Regions from separate parts of the Homo sapiens genome. Here region 2 is linked to region 1. A link is an interaction called in ENCODE POLR2A ChIA-PET data of the cell type or tissue named here. Cell type or tissue: GM12878. All regions are shown on one strand. Each heading gives the region's core, and the rest is flanking DNA. Links, peaks and the distances in the headings are about the cores only. Region 1 has its middle 6.4 kb from the start of RAB42. Region 2 overlaps PHACTR4 (phosphatase and actin regulator 4).

The links. ChIA-PET counts read pairs that join two places held together with the same protein. Peaks named below come from ENCODE experiments on the same cell type or tissue, not always from the same donor. Only the 100,000 strongest peaks of a DNase experiment are listed, where the experiment ranks them.
Region 2: POLR2A ChIA-PET joins it to region 1 with 7 read pairs; 12 of 35 experiments call an interaction of 5 or more read pairs at or near these places.

Annotation. Positions count from the first base shown.
Region 1 is chr1:28,596,541-28,600,800 of GRCh38, forward strand. It overlaps a transcript of RAB42 not described here. Among named protein-coding and RNA genes, the nearest start is that of RAB42, 6.4 kb to the left of the region's middle. RefSeq lists an enhancer at 2,533-3,114. In GM12878, for the core only: no CTCF peak of the experiment used is centred there; no DNase peak of the experiment used is centred there; H3K27ac peaks cover 969 bases.
Region 2 is chr1:28,380,968-28,385,482 of GRCh38, forward strand. All of the region lies in intron 1 of PHACTR4 (phosphatase and actin regulator 4), which reads left to right. Among named protein-coding and RNA genes, the nearest start is that of PHACTR4, 13 kb to the left of the region's middle. In GM12878, for the core only: no CTCF peak of the experiment used is centred there; no DNase peak of the experiment used is centred there.

The sequences.
Region 1 (4,260 bases), core at 261-4,260:
GAACCTGGGAGGCAGAGGCTGCAGCGAGCTGACACCGTGCCACCGCACTCCAGCCTGGGCGATAGAGCGAGACTCCATCTCAAAAAACAAATAAATAAAAATAAAATAAAAATAAAAACTATGTTTTTGTACTCATTAGCCATACCCACTTCCCCCCACCACTACCCTTCCCAGCCTCTGGTCACCATCATTCTACTCTATCTCCATGAGTTCAATTGTTTTAATTGTTAGCTCCCATAAGTAAGTGAGAATGTAAAAAGTTTGTCTTTCTGTGCCTGGCTTTTTTCACTTATAATTCCAGTTCCATCCATGTTGTTGCACATGACCTGCCTCTTCTTTTTAAACATCCTTATTCATCCTTGTGACGTGGTGAGGTTGGCACAATCATCCCCATTTCACAGATAAGAAAGCTGGGGCCAGGAGAGGAAAATTACTTGCTTTAGGGTATCTTTTCATTCCTTCATCGTTTTTTTTTTTTTTTCCTTAGATACAGGGTCTCGCTCTGTTGCCCAGGCTGGAGTGCAGTGATGCAATCACACCTCACTGCAATGTCGACCTCCTGGGCTCAAGTGATCCTCCCACCTCAGCTTCCCAAGTAGCTGGGACTACAGGTGCACTTCACAAAGCTAACTTTTAAATTATTTGCAGAGACAGGGTCTCACTATGTTGCCCAGGCTGGTCTCACACTCCTGGCCTCAATCAATCCTCCTGCCTCAGCCTCCCAAAGTGCTGGGATTACAGGTGTGAGCCACTGTACCTGGTCTCCTTCATCAATTTTCTTTCTTTTTTTTTGAGACAGAGTCTTGCTCTGTCGCCCAGGCTGGAGTGCAGTGGGGCGATTTCGTCTCACTGCAATCTCTGCCTCCTGGGTTCAAACGATTCTCCTGCCTCAGCCTCCCAAGAAGCTGGGACTACAGGTGTGTGTCACCACACCAGGCTAACTTTTGTATTTTCAGTGTTTCACCATGTTGGCCAGGCTGGTCTCGAACTCCCGAACTGAGGTACTCTGCCTGCCTCGGCCTCCCAAAGTGCTGGGATTACAGGCATGAGCCACCGTGCCTGGTCCGTCAGAGGCTTATTATTATTACTTTGAGGTGGAGTCTTGCTCTGTCACCCAGGCTGGAGTGCAGTGGCGCAATCTCGGCTCACTGCAACCTCTGCCTCCTGGGTTCAAGCGATTCTCCTGCCTCAACCTCCTGAGTAGCTGGGACTACAGGCGCACGCCACCACGCCCAGATAATTTTTTGTATTTTTAGTAGAGATGGGGTTTCACCATGTTAGCCAGGATGGTCTCGATCTTCTGACCTCGTGATCCACCCGCCTCAGCCTCCCAAGAAGATGGGACTACAGGTGTGTGCCACCACACCAGGCTAACTTTTGTATTTTCAGTAGAGACAGGGTTTCACCATGTTGGCCAGGCTGGTCTCGAACTCCCAACCTCAGGTGATCCACCCGCCTTGGCCTCCCAAAGTGCTGGGATTACAGGCGTGAACCACTGCGCCCAGATGCTTCATCAATTTTTTTTTTTTTTGAGACAGAGTTTCACTCTTGTTGCCCAGGCTGGAGTGCAATGGCACGATCTCTGCTCACTGCAACCTCCGCCTCCCAGGTTCAAGCGATCCTCCTGCCTCAGCCTCCCTAGTTGCTGGGATTATAGGCATGCGCCACCACACCTGGCTAATTTTATATTTTTAGTAGAGATGGGGTTTCTGCATGTTGGTCAGCCCGGACTTGAACTCCTGACTTCATGTTATCCACCTGCCTTGGCCTCCCTAAGTGCTGGAATTACAGGCATGAGCCACTCCCAAAGTGCCTGGTCCGTCAGAGGCTTATTATTATTATTATTTTGAGGCGGAGTCTTGCTCTGTCACCCAGGCTGGAGTGCAGTGGCGCAATCTCGGCTCACTGCAACCTCTGCCTCCGGGGTTCAAGCGATTCTCCTGCTTCAACCTCCTGAGTAGCTGGGACTAAAGGTGCGTGCCACCACGCCCAGCTAATTTTTTGTATTTTTAGTAGAGATGGGGTTTCACCATGTTAGCCAGGATGGTCTCAATCTTCTGACCTCGTGATCCGCCCGCCTCGGCCTCCCAAAGTGCTGGGATTACAGGTGTGAGCCACCGTGCCCGGCCCTACCAGAGGCTTATTATTAAACCCACAGCAACCCCGTGAGGTTGGGCTGATCTTGTCCATTTCACAGACCTCAGCTCCAAGACAGAAAACTCATGTGGCTAAAGTGATGAACCCAGGCCAGCTCCAATAATCTTGTCCACTGCCTCAGGCCAGCCCCAGGGTGGGTCCTTTCTCAAACTTCAGCGCTCCAGTCCTACCCTCACTATCCCCCTCAGTGTGGCAAAATCTCGAGAGGCTGTAAGTGGCTTTGATGGGTGTGTGCCTGCACAAGCAGAGCGAGCCCAGGCTACAGGAAAGGCAGAGGCACCAGTGTACATTGTGCCACTCCTTTTGAGTCTCAGGCCTCTAGGTTCTCCTGTAATTCAGCATCCACACTGACCCAGAGGGATCTTTTTAAAGGACAGTTTTGGCTTGGCCGCCTCCCTGCTAGAATCCTCCTATGGCCCCACACCTACAGCATAAAATCCAAATCCTTTTGCTCTAATCCAAGCCTTTCATCACCTGGAGCCAGCTGCATCATCTCTAACCACTGGCCCAGGCGGCCAAATTCTGAACCAGGTGCAGCTCTGGACTTCGCATATGCTGTTTTCTGTGCCGGGAAAGTCCCAGCTCTCTCTCTCTCCCTGTGTTATCTGATCTGCCTGCAACACTCAGGTAGACATCACTTCCTTTTAACCACATTATCCCAGCTGCCAAAAATAGGACAGGCTTTGCTGTCAAACCTGGTTTGAATCTCAGTTCCACTAACAGTGGGACCCTGACTAACTCACTTTATCTTTCTAAGCCTCAGTGATTTAAAAATGGGGATAATAGGCCGGGCGCGGTGGCTCACGCGTGTAATCCCAGCACTTTGGGAGGCCGAGGCGGGTGGAACACGAGGTCAAGAGATCGAGACCATCCTGGCTAACACCATGAAGCCCCGTTTCTACCAAAAAATATAAAAAATTAGCCGGGCGTGATGGCACGCGCCTGTGGTGCCACCCCAACCCTGAGGGCCAAGGAGAGAACTCATCCACCAGGAAGGGAGGGGTCAAGAGAAGGGGCCTTGGAGGCCATTTAGAAGGATGGACACTGGACTAAGGGCACAGGTCTGAGTCCTGACCTGCCTAGTGACCTTGGACAGGTCACACGACCTCTCCAGATCTCAGCATTATCTGTAAAATAAGGGCCACATTGGATGACCTCTGAAGGCCCCTTCTTTTGTAACTCCAGGTAATTGTAAGACCCTAGCTTAACTCTGCTTTCCTCCTCCCAGCTTCACGCCATGCAGGCACAGGGGATTCTTTCCAGGATGGCTCCCTGGTCCCAGATGGCTCCTTCTGTGTCCTTGGAACTCATCCTGTTGTTACAGCCAGACCCTGCCCCTGTCTTTTGGTTAACTCCTTCTTGGGAAAACGTCTCAAGTCTTTTTTTTTAGATGGAGTCTCACTCTTGTCGCCCAGACTGGGGTGCAGTGGTATGATCTTGGCTCACTGCAGCCTCCACCTCCTGGGTTCCTGCTATTCTCCTGCCTCAGCCTCCCGAGTAGCTAAGATTACAGGCACATGCCACCACGCCCGGCTAATTTTTGTATTTTTAGTAGAAACAAGGTTTCGCTATGTTGGCCAGGCTGGTCTCGAACTCCTGACCTCAGGTGATCCACCTGCCCTGGCCTCCCAAAGTGCTGGGATTACAGGTGTGAGCCACCACACCCGGACTCAAATCTTATCACCTTTAGTCCAAAAAACTGTAGCAACTTCCGGCTAGTATCCCTCCTGCCTGCTTCCAATTCCACCTTCCACACTGGCAGCCAGAGAGGCTTTTAACATGCAAACATAGTTACACCACTCCTTCATCTGAAACTTCAGGGGTTCCCAAAGGCTCTGCAGTGGTGTGTGTGTGTGTTTTTTTTTAATGTGTGTGTGTGTGTGTGTGTGTGTGTGCAGTGGTTTTCAAAACTTTTTATCTGTTTTGAGCATTAGAATCCTCATCTGACGGAATGTTTCTCAGAGCCCTAAAAATGTCCAACAGTTAAGAAAGATGTTATGCAGACTGAAGAAAAGTGGAAAGCTTGGAACCAGCCTGCTGGGCCTCCCACACTACAGCCTGCAACACACACACAACACACAGCAGCCTCCAAGGCATGGGCAC
Region 2 (4,515 bases), core at 272-4,271, 220 kb before region 1:
ATTTCTTTTTCTCCACAATCTCGCCAGCATTATTTTTTGAATTTTTTTTTTTTTTTTCCGAGACAGAGTCTTGCTCTGTCACCCAGGCTGGAGTGCAGTGGAGTGATCTCGGCTCACTGCAGCCTCTGCCTCCCGGGTTCAAGCAATTCTCCTCTCAGCCTTTCCAGTAGCTGGGATTACAGGCCCACACCACCACGCCCGGCTAATTTTTGTATTTTTGTAGGGACAGGGTTTCACCATGTTGGCAGTCTGGTCTTGAAATCCTGACCTCGTGATCTGCCCGCCTCGGCCTCCTAAAGTGCTGAGATTACAGCCGTGAGCCACTGCGCCTGGCCTTTTTTTTTTTTTTGAGACGGAGTCTTGCTCTGTCACCCAGGCTGGAGTGCAGTGGCGTGATCTCAGCTCACTGCAACCTCCGCCTCCCGGGTTCAAGCGATTCTCTTGCCTTAGCCTCCCGAGTAGCTGGGACTACAGGTGCATGCCACCACGCCTGGCTAATTTTTTGTGTTTTTAGTAGAGACGCAGTTAAACCATGTTAGCCAGTATGGTCTCGATCTCCTGACCTCGTGATCCGCCCGCCTCAGCCTCCCAAAGTGCTGGGATTACAGGCATGAGCCACTGCGCCTGGCCTGGCCTATTTTTTTACTTTTTAATACTAGTCATCCTGACTGGTATAAGATGGTATCTCATTGTCATTTCGATTGGCATTTCTCTAATGGTCAGTGATGTTGAGCTTTTTTCATATGATTGTTGGCTGTATGTATGTCTTCTTTTGAAAAATGTCAGTTCATGTCCTTTGCCGACTTTTTTCTTGTTTCTTTTTGAGACAGAGTCTTGCTCTGTTGTCTAGGTTGGAGTGCAATGGCACAATCTTGGCTCGCTGAAACCTCTGCTTCCCAGCTTCAAATGATTCTTGTGCTTCAGCCTCCTGAGTAGCTGGGATGACTACACCACCACGCCAGGCTAATTTTTGTATTTTTAGTAGAGATGAGGTTTCAACATGTTGGCCAGGCTGGTCTCGAACTCCTGGCCTCAAGTGATCCACCTGCCTTGGCCTCCCAAAGTGTTGGGATTACAGGCGTGAGCCACTGCGCCCAGCCCTTTGCCTACTCTTTAATGGGGTTGTTTAGTTTTCTTCTTACAAATTTGTTTAAGTTCCTTGTAGATGCTGGATATTAGACCTTTGTCAGATGCATAGTTTGCAAAAATTTTCTCCCATTCTGTAGGTTGTTTGTTCACCCTGTTGATAGTTTCCTTTTCTGTGCAGGAGCTCTTTAATTAGACCCCATTTATCAATTTTTGCTTTTGTAGTAATTGCTTTTGGTGTCTCTGTCATGAAATTTTTTTTTTTTTTGAGACAGAGTCTCCCTCTGTTGCCCAGGCTGGAGTGCAGTGGCACGATCTTGGCTCACTGCAAGCTCCGGCTCCTGAGTTCACTCCATTCTCCTGCCTCAGCCTCCCGAGTAGCTGGGACTACAGGCGCATGCCACCACGCCTGGCTAATTTTTTGTATGTTTAGTAGAGACAAGGTTTCACCGTGCTAGCCGGGATGGTCTCGATCTCCTGACCTCGTGATCCGCCCGCCTCAGCCTCCCAAAGTGCTGGGACTACAGGCGTGAGCCACCGCGCCCGGCCTATCATGAAATTTTTGCCCATTTTTATGTCCAGAATGGTATTGCCTAGCTTGTCTTCCAGGGTTTTTGTAGTTTCGGGTTTTACATTTAAGTCTTTAATCTGTCTTAGGTTAATTTTTGTATATAGAGTAAGGAAGGGATCCATTTTCAATCTTCTGCATACTAGCCAGTTATCCCAGCACTGTTTATTATTATTAATTTATTTATTTTTAGACAGAGTCTCGCTCTGTTGCCCAGGCTGGAGTACAGTGGCACGATCTTGGCTCACTGCAACCTCTGCCTCCTGGATTCAAGTGATTCTCCTGACTCAGCCTACTGAGTAGCTGGGACTACAGGCCCCGCCACCATGTCTGGCTAATTTTTGTATTTTCAGTAGAGACAGGGTTTCACCATGTTGGTCAGGCTGGTCTCGAACTCCTGACCTCAAGTGATCCACCCACGTTGGCTTACCAAAGTGTTGGGATTACAGGCATGAGCCACCGCGCCTGGCCTCGTGCACCATTTATTGAATGGGGAATTCCTCATTGCCTATTTTTGTCTGGCTTATCAAAGATCAGATACTTGTAGGTGTGTGGCCTTTATTTCTGAGTTCTCCATTCTGTTCTATTGGTCTATGTGTCTTTTTTTGTACCAGTACCATGCTGTATTGGTTACTGTAGCCCTGTGGTATAGTTTGATGTTGGATAGCATGATGCCTCCAGCTTTGTTCTTTTTGCTTAGGATTTCCTTGGCTCTTTTGGTTCCATATGAATTTTAAAATAATTTTTTTTTCTAGTTTTATGAAGAATGTCAATAGTATTTTAATAGGAATGGCATGGAATCTATACATTTCTTAGAGCAGTGCGGCCCTTTTAACAATATTGATTCTTCCTATCCATAGGCATGGGACGTTTTTCCATTTGTTTGTGTCATCTCTGATTTCTTTGAGCAGTGTTTTGTAGTTCTCTTTGTAGAGATCTTTCACCTCCCTGGTTAGCTGTATTCCTAGGTATTTGTGTGTGTGTGTGTAGCAGTCGTGAAAGGGATTGTGTTCCTGATTTGGCAGTCAGCTTGACTGTTGTTGAGGTATAGGAATGTTAGTGATTTTTCACGTTGATTTTGTATCCTGAAATTTTGCTGAAGTTGTTTATCAGCTTAAGGAGCTTTTGTGCTGAGACCATGAGGTTTTCTGGATACAGGGTCATGTTGTCTACAGACAAAGATAGTTTGACTTCCTCTCTTCCTATTTAGATGCCCTTAAATACCTACTTCATTGAATTTTTAACGTGCAGTGGTATTGAATTTTATCGAAAGCCTTTAATGCATCTGTTGAGATAATCATGTGGTTTTTGTCTTTAGTTCTGTTTATGTGATGAATCATATTTACGAATTTGCATATGTTGAACCAACCTTGCATCCCAGGGCTAAAGCCTACTTGATTGTGGTGGGTAAGCTTTTTGATGTGCTGCGGATTTGATTTGCCAGTATTTTGTTGAGGATTTTTGCATTGATATTCATCAAGAATGTTGACCTGAAGTTTTCTTTTTTTTGTTGTGTCTCTGCCAAGTTTTGGTATCAGGATGATGCTGGCCTCATAGAATGAGTTAGGAAGGAGTCCCTCCTCTTCATTCTTTTGGAATGGTTTCAGCAGGAATGGTACCAGCTCTTCTTGGTACATCTGGTAGAATTCAGCTGTGAATCCATCCGGTCCTGGGCTCTTTTTGGCTGATAGGCTATTTATTACTGACTCAGTTTCAGAGCTCGTTATTGGTCTGTTCAGGGATTCAATTTCTTCCTGGTTCAGTCTTGGGAGGGTGTATGTGTCTAGGAATTATCCATTTTTTCTAGATTTTCTAGTTTATGTACATAGAGGTGTTCATAATATTATCAGATGGTTATTTGTATTTCTGTGGGGTCAGTGGTAATAGCCCCTTTTCATTTCTGATTGTGATTATATTTGAATCTTCTCTCTTTTTGTCTTTATTAGTCTAGCTAGCAGTCTGTTGTATTACTTTTTTCAAAGACCCAACTCCACCAGGCGCAAGGGCTCATGCTTGTAATCCCAGCACTTTGGGAGGCCAAGGTGGATGGATCCCTTGAGGCAAGGAGTTTCAGACCAGCCTGGCCAACATGGCAAAACCCCATCTCTACTAAGAATATAATTAGCCATGCATGGTGGTGCACACCTGTAATCCCAACTACTTGGGAGCCTAAGGCATGAGAATCGCCTCAACCTGGGAGGTGGAGGTTGCAGTTAGCCAAGACTGCACCTCTGTGCTCCAGCCTGGACAACAGAGTGAGACTCTATCTCAAAAAATAATAACAAATAAATAAATAAAATAAAACAAAAAACCCAAATCCCTCCTGGATTTGTTGATCTTCTGAATGAGTTTTCAGTGTCTCAATCTCCTTCAGTTCAGCTCTGATACTGATTATTCTCTTTTGCTAGCTTTGGGATTGATTTGCTCTTGGTTATCTAGTTCTTTTAGTTGTAATGTTAGGTTGTTAAATTGAGATCTTTGTAACTTTTTGATGTGGATACTTAGTGCTCTAAATATCCCTCTTAACACTGCCTTAGCTGTGTCCCAGAGATTCTGGTATGATATATCTTTGTTTTCATTAGTTTCAAAGAACTTCTTGATTTCTGCCTTAATTTCATTATTTACTCAAAAGTCATTCAGGGCCAGTAACAGTGGCTTATGCCTGTAATCTCAGCACTTTGGTAGGCCGAGGCAGGTGGATCACCAGAGGTCAGGAGTTTGAGACCAGCCTGGCCATCATGGTAGAACCCCATCTCTACTAAAAATTCAAAAATTAGCCAGGCATGGTGGTGCATGCCTATAGTCCTGGCTTCTTGAAAGGCCGAGACAGGAGAATTGCTTGAACCTGGAGGCGGAGGTTG